Linked DNA regions of Homo sapiens: region 2 is linked to region 1. A link is an interaction called in ENCODE POLR2A ChIA-PET data of the cell type or tissue named here. Cell type or tissue: PC-9. All regions are shown on one strand. Each heading gives the region's core, and the rest is flanking DNA. Links, peaks and the distances in the headings are about the cores only.

The links. Peaks named below come from ENCODE experiments on the same cell type or tissue, not always from the same donor. Only the 100,000 strongest peaks of a DNase experiment are listed, where the experiment ranks them.
Region 2: POLR2A ChIA-PET joins it to region 1 with 6 read pairs; 2 of 35 experiments call an interaction of 5 or more read pairs at or near these places.

The regions. Positions count from the first base shown.
Region 1 is chr2:44,593,997-44,603,448 of GRCh38, forward strand. The region is part of intron 3 of CAMKMT (calmodulin-lysine N-methyltransferase); the gene reads left to right. Among named protein-coding and RNA genes, the nearest start is that of CAMKMT, 240 kb to the left of the region's middle. RefSeq lists a silencer at 2,748-2,797. In PC-9, for the core only: no CTCF peak of the experiment used is centred there; DNase peaks (open chromatin) are centred at 4,555, 4,935 and 5,355; H3K4me3 peaks cover 1,071 bases; H3K27ac peaks cover 1,982 bases.
Region 2 is chr2:44,464,496-44,473,947 of GRCh38, forward strand. The region is part of intron 3 of CAMKMT (calmodulin-lysine N-methyltransferase); the gene reads left to right. LOC124905999 (a long non-coding RNA gene) reads left to right here. Exons shown (of 2, transcript XR_007086303.1): 2 at 1-3,111. Among named protein-coding and RNA genes, the nearest start is that of CAMKMT, 110 kb to the left of the region's middle. In PC-9, for the core only: no CTCF peak of the experiment used is centred there; no DNase peak of the experiment used is centred there.

The sequences.
Region 1 (9,452 bases), core at 2,034-7,033:
AGGTGATCTGCCCACCTCAGCCTCCAAAAGTGCTGGGATTACAGGCGTGAGCCACCATGCCTGGCAATTGCTACAAAGAGAATAAAATACCTAGGAATACAACTTACAAGGGTTGTGAAGGACCTCTGCAAGGAGAACTACAAATCACTGCTCAAGGAAATGAGAGGACACAAACAAATGGAAAAACATTCCATGCTCATGGATAGGAAGAGTCAATATTGTGAAAATGGCCATACTGCCCGAAGTAATTTATAAATTCAATGCTATCCCCATCAAGCTACCATTGACTTTCTTCACAGAATTGGAAAAAACTACTTTAAATTTCATATGGAACCAAAAAAGAGCCCGTATAGCCAAGACAATCCTAAGCAAAAAGAACAAAGCTGGAAGCATCACGCTACCTGACTTCAAACTACGCTACAAGGCTGCAGTAACCAAAACAGCATGGTACTGGTACCAAAACAGATATATAGACCAATGGAACAAAACAGAGGCCTCAGAAATAACACCACACATCTAAAACCATCTGATCTTTGACAAACCTGACAGAAACAAGCAATGGGGAAAGGATTCCCTATTTAATAAATGGTGCTGGGAAAACTGGCTAGCCATATGCAGGAAGCTGAAACTGGATCCCTTCCTTACACCTTAGACAAAAATTAACTCAAGATGGATTAAAGACTTAAATGTAAGACCTAAAACCATAAAAACCCTAGAAGAAAACCTAGGCAATGCCATTCAGGACATAGGCATGGGCAAAGACTTTATGACTAAAACACCAAAAGCAATGGCAACAAAATCCAAAATTGACAAGTGGGATCTAATTAAATGAAAGAGCTTCTGCACAGCAAAAGAAACTATCATCAGAGTGAACAGGCAACCTACAAAATGGGAGAAAACTTTTGCAATCTATCCATCTGACAAAGGGGTGATATCCAGAATCTACAAAGAACTTAAATTTACAAGAAAAAAACAACCCCATCAAAAAGTGGGTGAAGGATATGAACGGACGCCTGTCAAAAGAAGACGTTTATGCAGCCAGCAAACATGAAAAAAGCTCATCATCACTGTTCATTAGAGAAATGCAAATCAAAACCGCAATGAGATACCATCTCATGCCAGTTAGAATGGTGATCATTAAAAAGTCAGGAAACAACAGATGCTGGAGAGGATGTGGAGAAATAGGAACACTTTTACACTGTTGGTGGGAGGGTAAATTAGTTCAACCATTGTGGAAGACAGTGTGGCAATTCACCAAGGATCTGGTACTAGAAATACCATTTGACCCAGCAATCCCGTTACTGGGTATATACCCAAAGGATTATAAATGAACTCCCGACCGCAGGTGATCTGCCCGCCTCAGCGTCCAAAGTGCTGGGATTACAGGCGTGAGCCACCATGCCTGGCAATTGCTACAAAGAGAATAAAATACCTAGGAATACAACTTATAAGGACCTCTTCAAGGAGAGCTACAAACCACTGCTCAAGGAAATAAAAGAGGACACAAACAAATGGAAAAACATTGCATGCTCATGGATAGGAAGAATCAATATTGTGAAAATGACCATACTGCCCAAAGTAATTTATAGATTCAGTGCTATCCCCATGAAGCTACCATTGACTTTCTTCACAGAATTGGAAAAAGCTACTTTAAAGTTTAAAAAACTACTATAAAGACACATGCACATGTATGTTTATTGCGGCACTGTTCACAATAGCAAAGACTTGGAACCAACCTAAATGCCCATGAATCATAGACTGGATAAATGAAATGTGGCACATATACACCATGGAATAGTATGCAGCTGTAAAAAAGGATGAATTCATGTCCTTTGCAGGGACATGGATGAAGCTGGAAACCATCATTCTCAGCAAACTAACACAAGAAGAGAAAACCAAACACTGCATGTTCTCACTCGTAAGTGGGAGCTGAACAATGAGAACACATGAACATGGGGCTGGGGGGGCATCACACACTGGGGCCTGATGGGAGGTGGGGGACTGGGGGAGGAGTAGCATTAGGAGAAATACCTAATGTAGATGATGGGTTGATGGGTGCAGCAAACCACCATGGCACGTATATACCTATGTAACAAACCTGCATGTTCTGCACATGTACCCCAGAACTTATAATTTAAAAAAAAAAAAAGAAAGAAAAAGACGAATTCTTGGCTGGACACAGTGGCTCACACCTGTAATCCAAGCACTTTGGGAGGACGAGGTAGGTGGATCACTTCAGGTCAGGAGTTCGAGACCAGCCTGGCCAACATGGTGAAACCCTGTCTCTACCAAAAAATACAAAAATTAGCTGGCGTGGTGGTATGTGCCTGTAGTCCCAGCTACTTGGGAGGCTGAGATGGGAGAATTGCTTAAACCCTGGAGGCGGAGGTTGCAATGAACTAAACATGTGCCACTGCACTCCAGGCTGGGTAACAGAGCGAGACTCTGTCTCAAAAAAAGAAAAAAGAAAAAAAAGAAAAGAAAGAAAAAGACAAATTCTTACATCCATCACAGACCTACTGAAACCCAGTCTGTGGATGAATCCAGAAATCTCTAACAAGCCCCCCATCTGATTCTGTAGTACACACATTTTAGAACCACTGATTTGATCAAATGTAATCTCTTAAAGTCCAGTCCAATTCATCAAGCAGCCAAGGCAGTGGCATCTCTCAAGAGACAATGAGGTCATGATCAGTTTCTCAGTTTCAACTTTGAATTGTGCTTGCATCATCACAGACCTACACCAGTGAACCGTGGAAATCTCACCCCGAGAAAATCCCAGGCAAAAAACTCTGTCAGGAGACTACTGGTTATAAAAATTCTAAGGTTTACTCAGTCATTAAAATTATGCATATATAATAGATTCCTTTCTATTTTCATTGCCAACAGAAAATTGAACATTTGCTTCAACCTTCATGAAATCAAAACTTAGAGAAAAACGATCTTTTTATAAGGAAAATGAGTTATTCCATGTTACTAATTAGATCTTAGCTGTTAAATTTTGGAATGATTAAAATCCTTTTCAATAATTGCAAAATTTGCTTTGATAAAGTCACCCTAGAAGTTGATTATGCAGTGTAGTTTCAAGTTCGTCATGTTGTCTTCTTGGGGACAGCTTTCTGTCTGGGGGTGTCAGTAGTGGCAATCCCCTAAGTGCATGATGGTTGTTGGGTTGATGTAGCCACAAAAGATTTGATAAACTGTGATATGACTGCTTTTATACAGGTCCAACTTCCACATAGACTAGTTAACTCTCTATATAACTAAGTTCCGTCCTTGGCAGATGGATTAATTTGTGAATAATGAATTTCCCTTAGCTACCTCCATACTTCCATTTTGGTTTACTAAATATAGAATCATTTAAGAAATCTGTCCATAATTATTTCCAGTGAATCCACAATTAATAATAACATCAGCCAGTGATATACCAACTTACACAGGGAGCATGTCACATTCTGAACTCTTTGTCAATCCTAATTTACATTCCAGTGAAAATGTGGTAGATGGTGTGTAAGTATGCATATTATAATCCCTTTAGCTCAGAGGTTCTTAACCCTTGCTGTGTCATGAGCCCCTTTGGTATCTTGTGATTCTGCTTATGGATCCCTTCTCAAAATAATGTTACAAGTGTGTTAAATAAAATCCAAAAAGCAATTACATTGAAATACAGTTATCAAAATATGTTTAAAATACAATTGTGGTATAGTAACATATATGCTTCCTTATTATTTTTTGTTTGTTTGTTTGTTTGTCTGTTTTGAGATGGAGTCTTGCTCTTCACCTGGGCTGGAGTGCAGTGGTGCGATCTCAGCTCACTGCAACCTTCACCTCCCTGGTTCAAGCGATTCTCCTGCCTCAGCCTCCTGAGTAGCTGGGATTACAGGCATGCACCACCACCCTGGGCTAATTTTTGTGTTTTTAGTAGAGACGGGGTTTCACCATGTTGGTCAGGCTGGTCTCGAACTCCTGACCTTTTGATCCACCTGCCTCGGCCTCCCAAATTGCTGGGATTACAGGTGTGAGCCACCGCACCCAGCCTATGCTTCCTTATTAATGCCATAAAATAATAAGATCTAGTTGTAGCTCTAATAATGATTATAATTTTTCATTAAGAATGAGCTACTAAATATCATTTCCAAACAAACAATGACAAAAATTATAATGTTAGATGAAAATATTACTGTTCATAGCCTACACTTGTAATATAAGGAAATGCTAAATTTGGTTAGTTTAGTAAAAATAAGAATATTTTTTCCTTGCAAGTTCATGGACCCCCTGAATTCTTTCTATGAATCCTAAGAACCTCTGCCTTCCTTCTGTTAATTTTTAATGAAAATTTAGATTTTAGTCACAAAAACCAAGTTATGCAAAAATAGATTATGAAGGAATATGGGAGAAAAGAAATGAAGTTCCAGTTTTCTCGTGGAATTGGTTGAAAGGCTTTATTCAACATTAAGATATATACACTGTGCATTTTTTTTACTTTCCATTACTTCCTGCTGGAATTAGCATTGTCCTCTTCAATGAGTCACTAATGAACAGCCTGACAAGTATGACTTAATCATACAGCACTTTTAGTCTATGAAACCTACTTAGAATGTTAGCACAAAGTAGAAATACAATGATTAAAGGAGAAACTTATATACTATAATGAAATCTTAGCTCAGAAGAACCTAATTTGCAGCAAGCTTAGGACCTTTAAAATCAGAAGTCCTTTGGGTCTTGTCTTAGCAACTTACTTGTTAAAGGCTCTGGGTGGGGAGGTGGTTGTGAGGCGATATAAGAAAATGAAAAGAAGGAATAAATAAAGTCATGGTTTCACAATGTGAAGTTCAAAAAGGCTATATACCATCACAGGTGTTCAGTACATATACCAAACCTCATATTTACAAGTTGCTAACTGGAATTGCATGATTAGATTGAGTAATCACACGTGTCGGTAAAAAGCTGTAATTACCTAAGAAAAGCATAGCATTTTTGTCTGTGCAGGGCTCACCTATTTCGTATGTCTTTAAAACTTTGACCAATTATAAATCTTTTAGCAAGGTAGAGAGTAAAATCCTATATTTTCTGTGGATGTTGACACATGTAAGTTCCTGATCATTATTTATTAAACAATTAGCTTTAACATGTAAGATGGAATGGGAAAAACATTTAAACCTAATGTGAATTGCCTAGGTATGAGAAGCCTTAGAACTTTGTTAGAAATTTCTGTTTTCCATTTCTCAAATACTGTGACCATAACTCATAGTTTATTTATAAATAGAAAGTGACACTTCATAATACCTGGCAGCTTTCAAAACTAGATTATATCTGTCTTTGCCTGAAGGGCTCCAGTAACACTATTGTACAATATTTTCTTCTGACCATCTGGCAGTTCTTAGGAACCAACCTCTGTCAACATTTTATAGCTACTGCACTGGTTACAGCTAATCCTTTCAATGAATGAGCTGGAAAAAATGTAGATACATCAATATCGTTTTCCTTTAGAGCCCATTTAATACATGCCCTGTTATTATTTTGTTTGATAGGGCCATTATCTTCTGTGAGAATGAAAAGTAATTTGTCAGAAGCATTTTTTTAAATTTAAAGATCAATCTATGTAAATTTTTCTTAAATAAAAGAAACCACAGCTTTTTAAAAAAAGAACCTCAAACATAATCATTAAGAGTCTCAGAAATGGGAACTTAGGGCTTAGATTCCACAAACATTTTTAGCTATTATTTTCTAATCTGGGTTCTAACATGTTTAGTCTAATAACCAAGCCTGGATTGGGCTATTTCTGAGAGGATTTTATGTTAACAGTGGAGTTGACACCTTGGCAAGGTTTAAAAAAAAAAAAAAAGTGTATGTTTCTCTTGTTGTTTGCTTTAAGAAACTAGGAAGCAATTCATTCCAATGTGGGAATTTTTATGAATTTTTCTTCAAAACGATTTGGTACTCTATGGACTTTGAATAACTAATGATTTTAAAGTACTTTATTTTGCAGTTTATGAATAAAAGTTGTGGAAACTTTCCAATGTTCTCATTCTAACCTATCTTTACTTCATAAAAACCCATGTTGGTTGAATAATTTTCTTAGAAAGGCTGTTAGTTATTTCTGTATTCTGAAATTTACATTTATCATTGAATTGAAATGGGAAAAGATATTGATCTTTTTTTCAGATTCAGAGTTTAAAACTCTGCTCATAATAACAGATGATAAAAGAGATTCTCCTCAGCTTCACCATTCCATTACATACCACCACTATCATGAGACCAAGATTTTTTTTTTTATTTTTGATTTTTGTGACAGAGTGTCGCTCTGTTGCCCAGTCTGGAGTCCAGTGGCACCATCATAGCTCACTACACCCTCAAACTCCTGGGCTCAGGTGATCCTCCCACCTCAGCCTTCCGAGTAGCTGGGACTACAGGTGCACACCAGCACACCCAGCTAATTTTTGTATTTTTGGTAGAGAGACAGGGTTTTGCCATGTTGCTAAGGCTGGTTTCAAACTCCTGGGCTCAAGCCATCCTTCGACCTCAGCCTCCCAAGCACTGGGATTACAGATGTAAGCCATGGTGCCTGGCCAAGATCAAGTTTTTGACAGAAACCTTTTCTCTGTAAATGTTTTGCACTTTCATATTTAGGTACCTCAACTTGGGCAAGGTTGTTCAGTTAACATATACAGATACAGACACACACGCATATGTGTCTGTGCACACAAACTGTTCCTAGGTTGTTAGATGAAATTGGTTTGTTATTCCTATAGTTTTTTGGTATCAAAATTAATGTTTAAAATTTCTTTAGAGAGTTTTATGGTGACTTTTAGAAAATGTTTTCCCTTTCTTTTCTATCAGATGGAGATTAAAACTACTACAATTATAGTACAATGTTGAGTAGACTCGGGAATTTATGTAAGATGTGGCTAACAATTTTGATAACTGTACATTAGAGTGTGTCAAGACAATGAGGCTTCTTTGATATTGTCTTTTCTTCTTCTAATTACCAGGTTTCTGTCATATCCTAAATTTAGGGAGGGAATAATATTCATCTCCAAATTAAGTATAACATCTAGCTATATTTTGATACTTTTTAGTTGATACATATAATATAACCAATATCAGTTAAAAAGTACCAAAATATAGCCAGATGTTTTACTTAATATATATAAAGGTATGCCATTACTCTTTTAGAAAAAGTCATATGGTGGCTCACGCCTGTAATCCCAGCACTTTGGGAGGCCAAGATGGGCAGATCACCTGAGGTGAGGAGTTTGAGACCAGCCTGACCAACATGGAGAAACCCCATCTCTACTAAAAATACAAAATTAGCCAGGCATGGTGGTACATGCCTCTAATTCCAGCTACTCGGGAGGCTGAGGCAGGAGAATTGCTTGAACCCTGGAGGCGGAGGTTGCGGTGAGCCAAGATTGCGCCATTGCACTCCAGCCTGGGCAACAAGAGTGAAACTCTGTCTCAAAAAAATAATGATAATTAATAAATAAATAATAAATAACAAAATTTTAAAAAATCATAAAATTGGAAGAAACCTAAAGAGGTCGCTAGTATAATTTATTTTCTTGGAGATACTATGTTTCTGGTAAGAGGAAAGCTATAGCCTCTGTTCTCACATGTAGTGACTTTTGTTATCAAATAATTCCATATAGGTAAATAAACTCTTTCTTACTATTCTCTAAATTCCATTCATTATTTTATTTTTTTCTTGCTCTAAGACATTGAATACCTTTGTTTTTTTAAGTTATTTTTAAAACCAGAAGATTTAAACTTAATATTAAACATTTCCTCTCAATTCTCTTAATTACTTTTTAATTTTTCCTACTAAGAAGGACAGTTTGGAAAACACAAAGCTAAAAGGAAAAGTAATCATGATTCCATGTCTAGAGGTAATAGCTTAACATATGTCCTTTGATTGTTTTTTCTCTATATCTGTACTTTTTAAGTTGTGTTTTACAAAAATGATACCATATTGCATATGCTATATTGTAGTCTGCTTTTTAAAAATATATTTATTTATTTATTTATTTGAGACAGGGTCTCACTCTGTCACCCAGGCTGGAGTGTAGTGGTGCCATCTCAGTTCACTGCAACCTCCACCTTTCAGGCTCAAGCGATCCTCCCACCTCAGCCTCTCTAGTAGCTGGGACTACAGGTGCACACCCCCACACCTGGCTGATTTTTGTGTTTTTTGTAGAGATGGGGTTTCACCATGTTGCCCAGTCTCGAACTCCTGAGCTCTAGCTCCCAAAGTGCTGGTATTAGAAGCATGAGCCACCATGCCTGGCCCTGCTTTTAGAAAATTTATTAGCCAATTTTGATAATAAACATTCCTCCACCTATTATTTTTAATGACTACCTAGTATTCTATAGTGTGAATGCACCATAATTTACTCAACCTGTTTTCCAACATTTTTATTAAGAGAACAACAAAAATGTTAAAATAATTTTATAGTAAACACACATATATCCACCATTTAGATTTTACAACTAACATCTTATTATACTTGCTATTAGTCTGTTCTCACACTGCTCTAAAGAACTACCTGAGACTGGGTAATTTATGAAGAAAAGAGATTTAATTGACTCACAGTTCCACAAGCTTAACAGGAAGTATGACTGGGAGGCTTCAGGAAACTTACAATCATGGCGGAAAGTGAAGGGGAAGCAAGCACGTCTTACTACGGCAGAGCTGGAGAGAGAGAGAACAAGGGAGGAAGTGCCACACTTTAAACTATCAGATCTCATGAGAACTCCCTCACAAACATGAGAATAGCATGAGGAAAATTCGCATCCACGATCCAGTGACCTCCCACCAGGTCCCTCCCCTGACACCTGGGGATTACAATTCGACATGAGATTTGGGTGGGGACACAGAGACAAATCGTATCACCTGTTTTATCACATACCAGTCAAACTAGCTATCTCTCCATTATTTTTTGTGTATTGCCAAGTAAGTGGTAGTCATTAGTATATTCCTCTCACCCAAGTATTTAAGCATCATTAACCAGAGTTCAGTATGTGCTTATGTACCCAACCTATATATACACACACACACACATATATAGATACACACACATATATATATGTGTTTATATATATCTTTGTTTTTTGAGACAGAGACTTGCTTTGTCACCCAGGCTGGAGTGCAGCAGCATGATCTTGGCTCACTGCAGCCTCTGCCTCCTGGCTTCAAGCAATTCTCGTGCCTCAGCCTCCTGAGTAGCTGGGATTACGACATGTGCCACCACACCTGGCTAATATTTTGTATTTTTTTAGTAGAGACAGGGTTTCACCATGTTGGCCAGGCTGGTCTTGAACTCCTGGCCTCAAGTGATCCACCCACCTTGGCCTCCCAAAGTGCTGAGATTACAGGCATGAGCCACCAACTGGACCCCCAACCTATATTTTAAAGGATTCTTTTACATTTATTAATTATACATATTTATTAATAT
Region 2 (9,452 bases), core at 2,374-7,373, 130 kb before region 1:
CTGTAGATATGATGAATCAGAAGAGGTGCACACTGTGACACATTATAAACTGTCGAATGTCAAAGACAGAATCTGCAAAGCAGCAAGAGAAAAGCAACTTGACACATACAAGGGAGCTCCCATAAGTTATCAGTGGATTTCTATCAGAAATGTTACAGGTCAGAAAGAGTTGGAAGATATACTAAAAGTGCTGAAAGAAAAAAAACTGCCAATAATACTGTATCTGGCAAAATTATCATTTAAAGATGAAGGAGAAATAAAGACCTTCTTGGATAAACAAAAGCTGAGGGAATTCATCATTTATCATCACTAGACCTTCTTTACAAGAAATGCTAAAAGGAATCTTTCAAGTTGAAACAAAAGGATGCTAGACAGCAACACAAAAACATATGAAAATGTAAAGCTCTCTAGTGAAGGAAAATATATAGATAAATACAGAATCCTATAATCTGTTATGAAGTGCATAAATCACTTAATTCCAAAGTGATTCCAATTTAAAATTGGATATTTATCTTTTAAATTGGATTATCTTTTAAATTCCAATTTAAAAGATAAAAGCACTGAAAATAGCTAACTATAAAACTATGTTAATGAATATAAAATATAAAAAGATACGTAATTTGTGACACTGGTAACATAGAGGGAAGAGATGTAAAGGAATGAAATATTTATATGTGATTTAAGTTATCAGTTTAAAAGAGATCATTATAACTATGTTTTATGTAATCCTCATAGTAACCACAAAGAAAATACCTACAGAAGCTGCACAAAAAAAATGAGAACAGAATAAAAACACATCACTAAAAAAATCAATGAAACAGGCTGGACGCAGTAGATCACTCCTGTAATCCCAGCACTTTGGTAGGCCAAGGCAGGTAGATCGCTTGAGGTTAGGAGTTCAAGACCAGCCTGACCAATATGGTGAAACCCCGTCTCTACTAAAAATACAAAAATTAGCTGGGTGGTGGCGCATGCCTGTACTCCCAGCTACTCGGGAGGCTGAGGCACGAGAATTGCTGGAACCTGGGAGGCAGAGGCTGCAGTGAGCCAAGTTTGTGCCACTGTACTCTGTCAAAAAAAAAAAAAAAATCAATGAAACATAAAGGGAGACAGCAAGAGAGAAAAGGAGAGACAAAATAACTGGAAAATATAGAAATAGTAAGTTCCATGGGAACGGTGAGAGCTTCTCTATCAGAAGTTACTTCAAATGTGAATGTTTACTTTAAACTCCTTAATCAAAGAACAGAGAGTAGCTGATTTAATTATAAAAACTTCAAACAATAAATGCTGTTTATAAGGCACTCACTGTAGATATGAAGACTTAGGCTGAAAGTGAAAGGATGGAAAAAGATACTCCATGCAAATAGCAACCAAAGGAAAAAGGAGGTTAGCCCTACTTAGACAAAATAAACTTTAAGTCAAAAACTCACAAGAGACAAAGAAGGACATTATATAATGATAAAAGGATCAGTTCTCCAGGAACTCAAAACAAGTCTAAATATATATGCATCTAACAGTAGAGCACCCAAATATATAAAGCAAACACTAGCAGAATTGAAGGAAGAAATAGTAACGCAGTTAACAGTAGGATATTTAAATATTTCACTTTTCATAAGGGATAGATCAACTAGACAGAAGATCATAAGGAAACAAAGGACTTCAATAACATTATAGTCCAATTGGATCTAACAGATATACAGAACACTCCACTCAACAACAGCATAACACACATTTTTCTCAAGCACATATAGAACGTTTTCCAGTATAAATCATGTTAGGCCATCAAAAGCGGTCTTAACAAATTTAAGTAGATTGAAATCACTTTATGTATTTTTTCTGACCACACTGAAATAAAACTAGAAATCAACATCAAAAGGGAAACTGGAAAATTCATAAATATGTGGTGATTAATCAACACACTCTTGAACAACCACTGTGTCAAAAAAATCACCAGAGAAATTAGAAAACATCTGAAGGCAAATGAAAACGAATACACAACATATTAAAACTTACGGAATGCAGCAAAAGCAGTACTCAGAGGAAAGTTTATAGTGGTAGACACATTAAAAAAGAAGGCTCTCATATCAACAAAATAACTTTACACTCAAGGAACCAGAAAAAGAACAAACTAATCCCGAAGCTAGTAGAAGGAAGGATATAATAAAGATTTGAACAGAAATAAATAAAAAGAGAATAAAAATGATTTTAAAAAATTAACAAAACTAAGATGGCTTTTAGAAAATATCAACAAAATTGACTAGCCATTAGCTAGACTTAAATAAAAAAAGACAAGACTCCAATAACAAAAATCAGAAATGAAAGAGCAGACAAAACAACGGATGCCACAGAACTGAAAAGGACTATAAGAGACTACTATGAACAATTACACAGCAACACATTTGATAACCTAGAAATGGATAAATTTCTAGAAACATATAACCTACCAAGACTGAATCACTAAGAAATAAAAATAGGCCAGTCACGGTGGCTCACACCTGTAATCCCAGCACCTTGGGAGGCCAATACAGGAGGATTGCTTGAGTCCAGGAGTTTGAGATCAGCCTGGGCAACATAGTGAGACCCTGTCTATACAAAAAATAAAAGCAAAATTAGCCAGGCATGGTGGCACATAGCTGCAGTCTCAGCTACTCAGGAGGCTGAGGTGGGAGGATTGCTTGAGCCTGGGAGGTCAAGGCTGCAGCAGTGAGCTGTGATCATGACACTGTACTCAGCAAGACCCTGTCTCCAAAAACAAAAACAAACAGGTGGCTCACGCCTGTAATCCCAGCACTTTGGGAGGCCAAGGCAGGCAGACCACCTGAGATCAGGAGTTCGAGACCAGCCTGGCCAACATGGTGAAACCCTGTCTCTACTAAAAATACAAAAATTAGCCAGGCATGGTGGTGGGTGCCTGTAATCCCAGCTGCTAGGGAGGATGAGACAGGAGAATCCCTTGAACATGGGAGGCAGAGGTTGTAGTGAGCTGTGAGCTGTGATTGCACCACTGCACTCCAGCCTGGGTGACAAGAGCGAAACTCTGTCTCAGAAAAAAAAACAAAAAAAAACAAAGCCAAACCAACAAACAAAAACTCACCACCACCACCACCAAAATATACTACAAAGCGACAGTCAGCAAAACAATATGGTACTGGCATGAAAACTAACATGTAGACCAATAGAATACAGAACCAAGAAATAAGTTTGTGTATCTATAGCCAACTGATTTTTGAGAAAGGTATTCCAAAAATATGTTGAGGGGAAGGACAGTCTCTTCAGTAAATAGTGGTGGGAAAACTGGATATCCATATGTAGAAGAATGAAACTAGACTCCTAGTTCTCACCATGCACAAAAATCATCTCAAGATGGATTACGGACTCAAATATAAGACCCAAAACTATGAAACTACCAGAAGAAAGTATGGGAGAAATGCTTCAGGGCATTGGTCTGGGCAAAGATTTTATGGCTAAGACCTCAAAAACATAGGCAACAAAAGCAAAAATAGACAAATAGTATTATATAAAACTAAAAAGCTTTTGCACAACAGAATAAACAATCAACAGAGTGAAAAGACAACTGGAAGAATGGGAGACAATATTTGCAAACTATCCAACAAGAGTTTAATATCCAGAATATACAAGGAACTCAACAATTCAACAGCAAAAAAGCAAATAATCTAACAAAAATGAGGCTATAATCTGAATAGATATTTTTCAGCAGAAGTCATATTAAAGGCCAACAAGTATATGAAACAATGTTCCACATCACTGGTCATCAGGAAAGTATAAATCAAAACCATGATGATATATCATCTCTCACTCCAGGTACAATGGCTGTCAACGAAAAGACAAAAAATAACAAATGCTGGTGAGGATACAGAGAAGGGGGAGCTCATACACTGCTGGTGGGAATGTAGATTAATACAGCCATTATGGAAAACAGTATGGAGTTTCCTCAGAAAACTAAAAATGGAACTATCATATGATTCACCAGTATCACTGCTGGGTATATATCCAAAGTAATTGAAATCAGTATATTGAAGAGCTATCTGCACTCCCATGTTTATTGCAGCACTGTTCATAGTAGCCAAGATATGGAATCAATCTGTGTTCATCTAGAGATGGATAGATAAAGAAAATATAAGGCCAGGTGTGGTGGCTTATGCCTGTAATCCCAGCACTTTGGGAGGCTGAGGAGAGAGGATTGTTTGAACCTAGAAGTTTGAGACCAGCCTGAGCAACAAAGCAAGACCCAGTCTCTACAAAAATTACAAAAATTATTTGGGTATGGTGGTACATGCCTATAATCCTAGGTACTCAGGAGGCTGAGGTGGGAGGATTGCTTGAGCTGGGAGGTTGAGGCTGTGGTGAGCCATGATTGCTCCATTGTACTACAGCCTGGATGACAGAGTGTGAGACCCTGTCTCAAAAACAACAACAAAAAAACAAAGGAAAAGAAAGAAAAATGTATGTTCTCACTCGTGTGGAAGCTAAAAATGTTGATCTCATGGAAGTAGGGAATGGAAGGCTAGGAAGAGTAGGGTGAAGGAAGGTATTGGGAGAGGTTGGTTAATGTATACAATATTAAAGCTAGATGAGAGGAATCAGTTCTAGTGTTCTACAGCACTGTAGAGTGACTATCGTTAACAAAGAAATGATATATGTTTGAGGTAAGATATACTAATTACCCTGATTTGATCATTACACATTGTACATATATATCAAAGTATCATACTGTATCCATAAATGTGTACAATTACTATGTGTTAGTTAAATATAATAATAATTTTTTAAAAATTAGCTTATTTTTTCATTGAGTGTCTTAATCTATTTGGCTGTTGAATCTTATTAAACCTGATTTTTTTTTTGTTATAAATAATTTGGTCATGTTGTCTGAAAATCCAAAGATTGTGTATTTGGTGTGTGCCCTTTCAATGCGTAGCTTTAAGTATATTTCTTTGTTTATAAATTTTAGAAACATTTTCTTGGATGATAATTCCACATTTGTTGTAATCCATTACTTTTCTTTTTCAGGAGCTCCTCTTACATGTATGTTAAATCTTCTTCTTTGTGTTTCTTTATATGTTACTTTATCTCATGTTTATAATTGCTTTCTTAATTTGTTTTCTTTCCAAATTTTTTATTGTGTTAAAATGCACCTATCACAAAATTTACCATCTTAACCATTTTTTAGTATTCAGTGGTATTGAATACATACATAATGTTGTACGCTTATCATCACCATGCATCTGTCTCCTCACATTTTCAGTTTTTATTTTGTCTTTAATTGTATCCTTTTCATCTTCTATTACTTTTAAGGTATTATCAGTTACGTTTGTTTGCTCTCATGTTCCTTCTGGTTTTGTTTTCATTTTTGAAAAAAATTTCTTTCATTTCTAATTTTTTTTTGCATTTTATCACCTTATTTCTGGGTTTTCTAATTCTGATTTATATATTTAAATATCTTCTATTGCTTTCTTAATTTCTTCTAGCTTGTTTGGACATAATAAGTTAGATTTTCTATATAGATATTTTCTGTATCTATCCATAGATATAATTTTTCCCTTTATCTTTTTTTTTCTCTCTAATAAGAACTTTCCATGAGATTCAACTGTAATATTTCCTGCGGCTCATTTTAATGTAAAAGTAGTTATTCTAAATATTTAGGTAGGAGGGTTGTGTCAATATAGCTTTTGTAGCTTTCCAGTTCTAACATTCTCAATTCTGTTTTTAAAACTATGGCCTCATACTGTGAAGTTTCCTGGGTTTTCTCCTCTCCCATTTTTACCTGGGTCATTTCTTTGCTTTAATTCTATTGCCCCATCCTGCCCAATTTGCATTCCACTACCAGCCACTTGTCCTTTGTGAGGGCAGCTTCAGACCCTTTGTACTCTCACCTGTGAGTTGGAATGGGCAGTAGTGTCTCTCATTTTCAGTTGCTGTTCTCAAATTGGCCCTCCATGCTTCTCAAGGAATACCTTGGAAGGAGTTTACAATTTGGAGGTGTCTGGTTTCTTCCCACCTGTTTGTATTTTGTCATTCATGGAGATACCTTGTTATAGCTTTGTTGTAGATTGTCAAGGGGGTTTTGGTTATTCTACTTAAAAAGTACGTTTACTGTCTTTATTTAAGAAGCTGATTATTGAATTTTGCTATACATTAATAAAATGATATCCAGACAAAGTCATTGCTAATATATATGCATGTCTGTTTTTTCCTTCTCCAACAACCTTGCGTATTATCTGTCTTTTGAAATTGTCAGTTGGCAAAAAGTAATACCTTATTGAGTTCTTATTTACATTTATTGATTACTTATGAGATTAACCACTTTTCATGTATTTGAGGTCCACTTGCATTTTTTTCTATTGTAAATTAATTGTTCTTTTGTCAGTTTATCTGCTATGTTTATCTTTTTCTTATTGGATTTTGAGAGCTCTTTGAATATTAGGAATATTAATGTTTTGTTTTTCACTATTGTTAATGTTTCTTCTCTCTCTCTCTCTTTTTTTTTTTTTTTTTTTTGAGACAGTTTCGCTCTCTCACCCAGGCTGGAGTGCAGTGGTGCGATCTTGGCTCACTGCAACCTCCGCCTTCCGATTTCAAGCAATTCTCCTGCCTCAGCCTCCCAAGTATCTGGGATTACAGGCACCCGCCATCACACCTAAGTTTTGTATTTTTAGTAGAGACGGGGTTTCACCATGTTGGCCAGGCTGGTCTGAAACTCCTGACCTCAGGTGGTCTGCCTGCCTTGGCCTCCCAAAGTGCTGGCATTACAGGGGTGAGCCACCGCGCCCGGCTCTAATGTTTCTTCTCTAGCTGTTTGCTTTTAATGCTTTAAAAACATTTTTTTATAAAATTTTATGGAATAGCCAGGCACAGTGGATCACTTGAGTCTAGGAGTTTGAGACCAGCCAAGGCAACATAGCAAAACCCCGTCTCTAAAAAATATATACAAAATTTAGCTGGTGGTGGTGGTGGGTGCCTGTCGTCCCAGTTACTAGGGAGGTTGAGGTAGGTGGATCGCTTGAGTCAAGGAGGTGGAGGCTGCAGAGAGCCATGATTGTGCCAATACACTCTAGCCTGAGTAACAGAGCAAGACCCTGTCTCAGAAAAAAAATTAACTAACAAAAGAAAGAACATGACCTTGGAGTCAAGTAGTTAGATGGTATAGCTTAAGCATTTACTAGCTATGTGAGTTGAGTCAAATCACTCTTCTCTGATTCTTGATGTAAAGTATGGAGTCTCACTCTGTTGCCCAGACTGTCTGCAGCCTCCACCTCCCGGTTCAAGTAATTCTTGTGCCTCAGCCTCCCGTGTGGCTGAGATTAGAGGTGTGCACCACCACGCCTGGGTAATTTTTGTATTTTTAGTAGAAATGGGGTTTCTCCACATAGAGAAGACTGGTCTCAAACTACTGACCTCAAGTGATCCACCTGCCTGGGGCTCCCAAAGTGCTGGGATTACAGGCGTGAGCCACCATGCCTGGCCTAAAGTACTATTTTCAAATAGTACTTTAAGGGGTTGGTATGAAGATTTTCAAAAGAACTATTTATGATTCTTCCTAAAAGAATTAAATGGGCAATTATTTTTTGCTTTGAGATGGAGTCTCGCTCTGTTGCCCCGGCTGGAGTGCAGTGGTACAATCTCGGCTAACTGCAAGCTCCGCTCCCTGGGTTCACGCCATTCTTCTGCCTCAGCATCCCGAGTAGCTGGGACTACAGGTGCCCGCCACCACACCTGGCTAATTTTTTTGTGTGTTTTTAGTAGAGATGGGGTTTCACTCTGTTAGCCAGGATATTAAATGGGCAATTCTTTTTTAATCAGTGTATGAAATTTGCTTTGGAATTTCATTTGAATGATTATTTTTTATTGTGAAGAATAAATGAGATAATGTATATAAAGTACATACCATAGTAGTCAGCGAATAAATTGTAGCTATTACTACTGTTGCTGTGAGGCTCAATCTAATAACTTGTCTAAGGTTCGAACTTTTGCATCAGCCCCCAAAATCCTGTTTGTACTAAAATATACTATCTAAAAACATTCATAATACAAATATTCCATATATCCTCTTTCATTTTTAACAAAAATTTATGGATGATACAATGTAAGCAAGAACCTGAGGATACAAAAAAGTAAGACTTGGTGCCTGTCACCTAGGAGCCCACAGTTGGTAGAGAGGACGGGCAGATATAGGAAAGAAGAAATTGCTTTTCCTAAATTATGCATCCCAGAAAATAGCATTCTGGAGTGTGGTTTTGAACAGAATTCTATTCTGCAGATAGCAAAACATAAGTTACATGTTGATGAGATTAAATGTTCAAATCAAATAATGAAATATATTTATTTAGATACATTTAATGTCTTCTTATATAAGTTATCAAGTTGCATTTTTTCTAGCTGCATTTAAATCTATGTGCATTTCCTTCCTACTTCTCCTGAGATTGATATGCAGCCAGCATTTCAGTTACCAGCGTGAGGAATAAACCGGGAGAGAGGAAAGATAGTGAAGCAGCTGTCTTCCATTACAACGTGTCTAAATGGATAGTTCTACCATGATGTTTCTTTCAATTCCTTCCGGGTTTGGGTGAGAGGGGTGGAAGGAATGTTTCCATTGGTGAAATGGTAGCTGAACTGCCAAATGGTATGACCTGCTATCAACACTACTAAAAAGAAAATCAGAGACATGGATTATTATTGGCCAACATATGTTTTTTTGTGGGCATTTCCTTTGTGTTTCATTTTATGAAAAATGATAGGTATCGCATTAAAAAATCAAATAATTTATAATAATTGGAACCTCATTAGTAGATTTTACATTTTATATACCAAAATGTTAACAATCTATGTTTTAAAAATTAAACCTCCAACCACTAACAAATCAGAGCTAAAGAAATAATCCCATTATTGAAGAAGGATCATTGTGGTAGATTGAGTGCCAGAATTTTTTTTAAAAACAGTGCTATGTTTAGTACATTTTAGAAATAATTCCATAAAATGGTATGTTTTATAAGCGTGGATTTAGAGATAAATTATCTTGGGAAGGTAAGTTAACGAAGACAAATTCTGTTTAATATGTAATAACCAACTCTGGACAATGAAACCTTTCCATCCATGACTTTACTCTGTGTGGAATTTTTTAGTAGATACCTGAAGTTACAAAATATAAAAACAATCCTCTCTCCTTGGGGAAGTTACAGTTTAATGTGGAATAAGTAAACTCCACATTTAATGTAGAATAAGTATGGTAGAAACCCAATTGACAAAAGTTAAAACAGTTTATGCGGTGAGAATTCAACTACCTAGAGACTTGTGGACTTTCTAGAATCATTGTCTTCTGTGCCTGATCTTTGGTTATTACTGGGATACCCGTCATTTATCTCTGCCCTTCTTTTACAAACCTTTCAATCCGTAAACTGGGACCAGTTGTTCTATTTAGAGATTACCCATGAGGC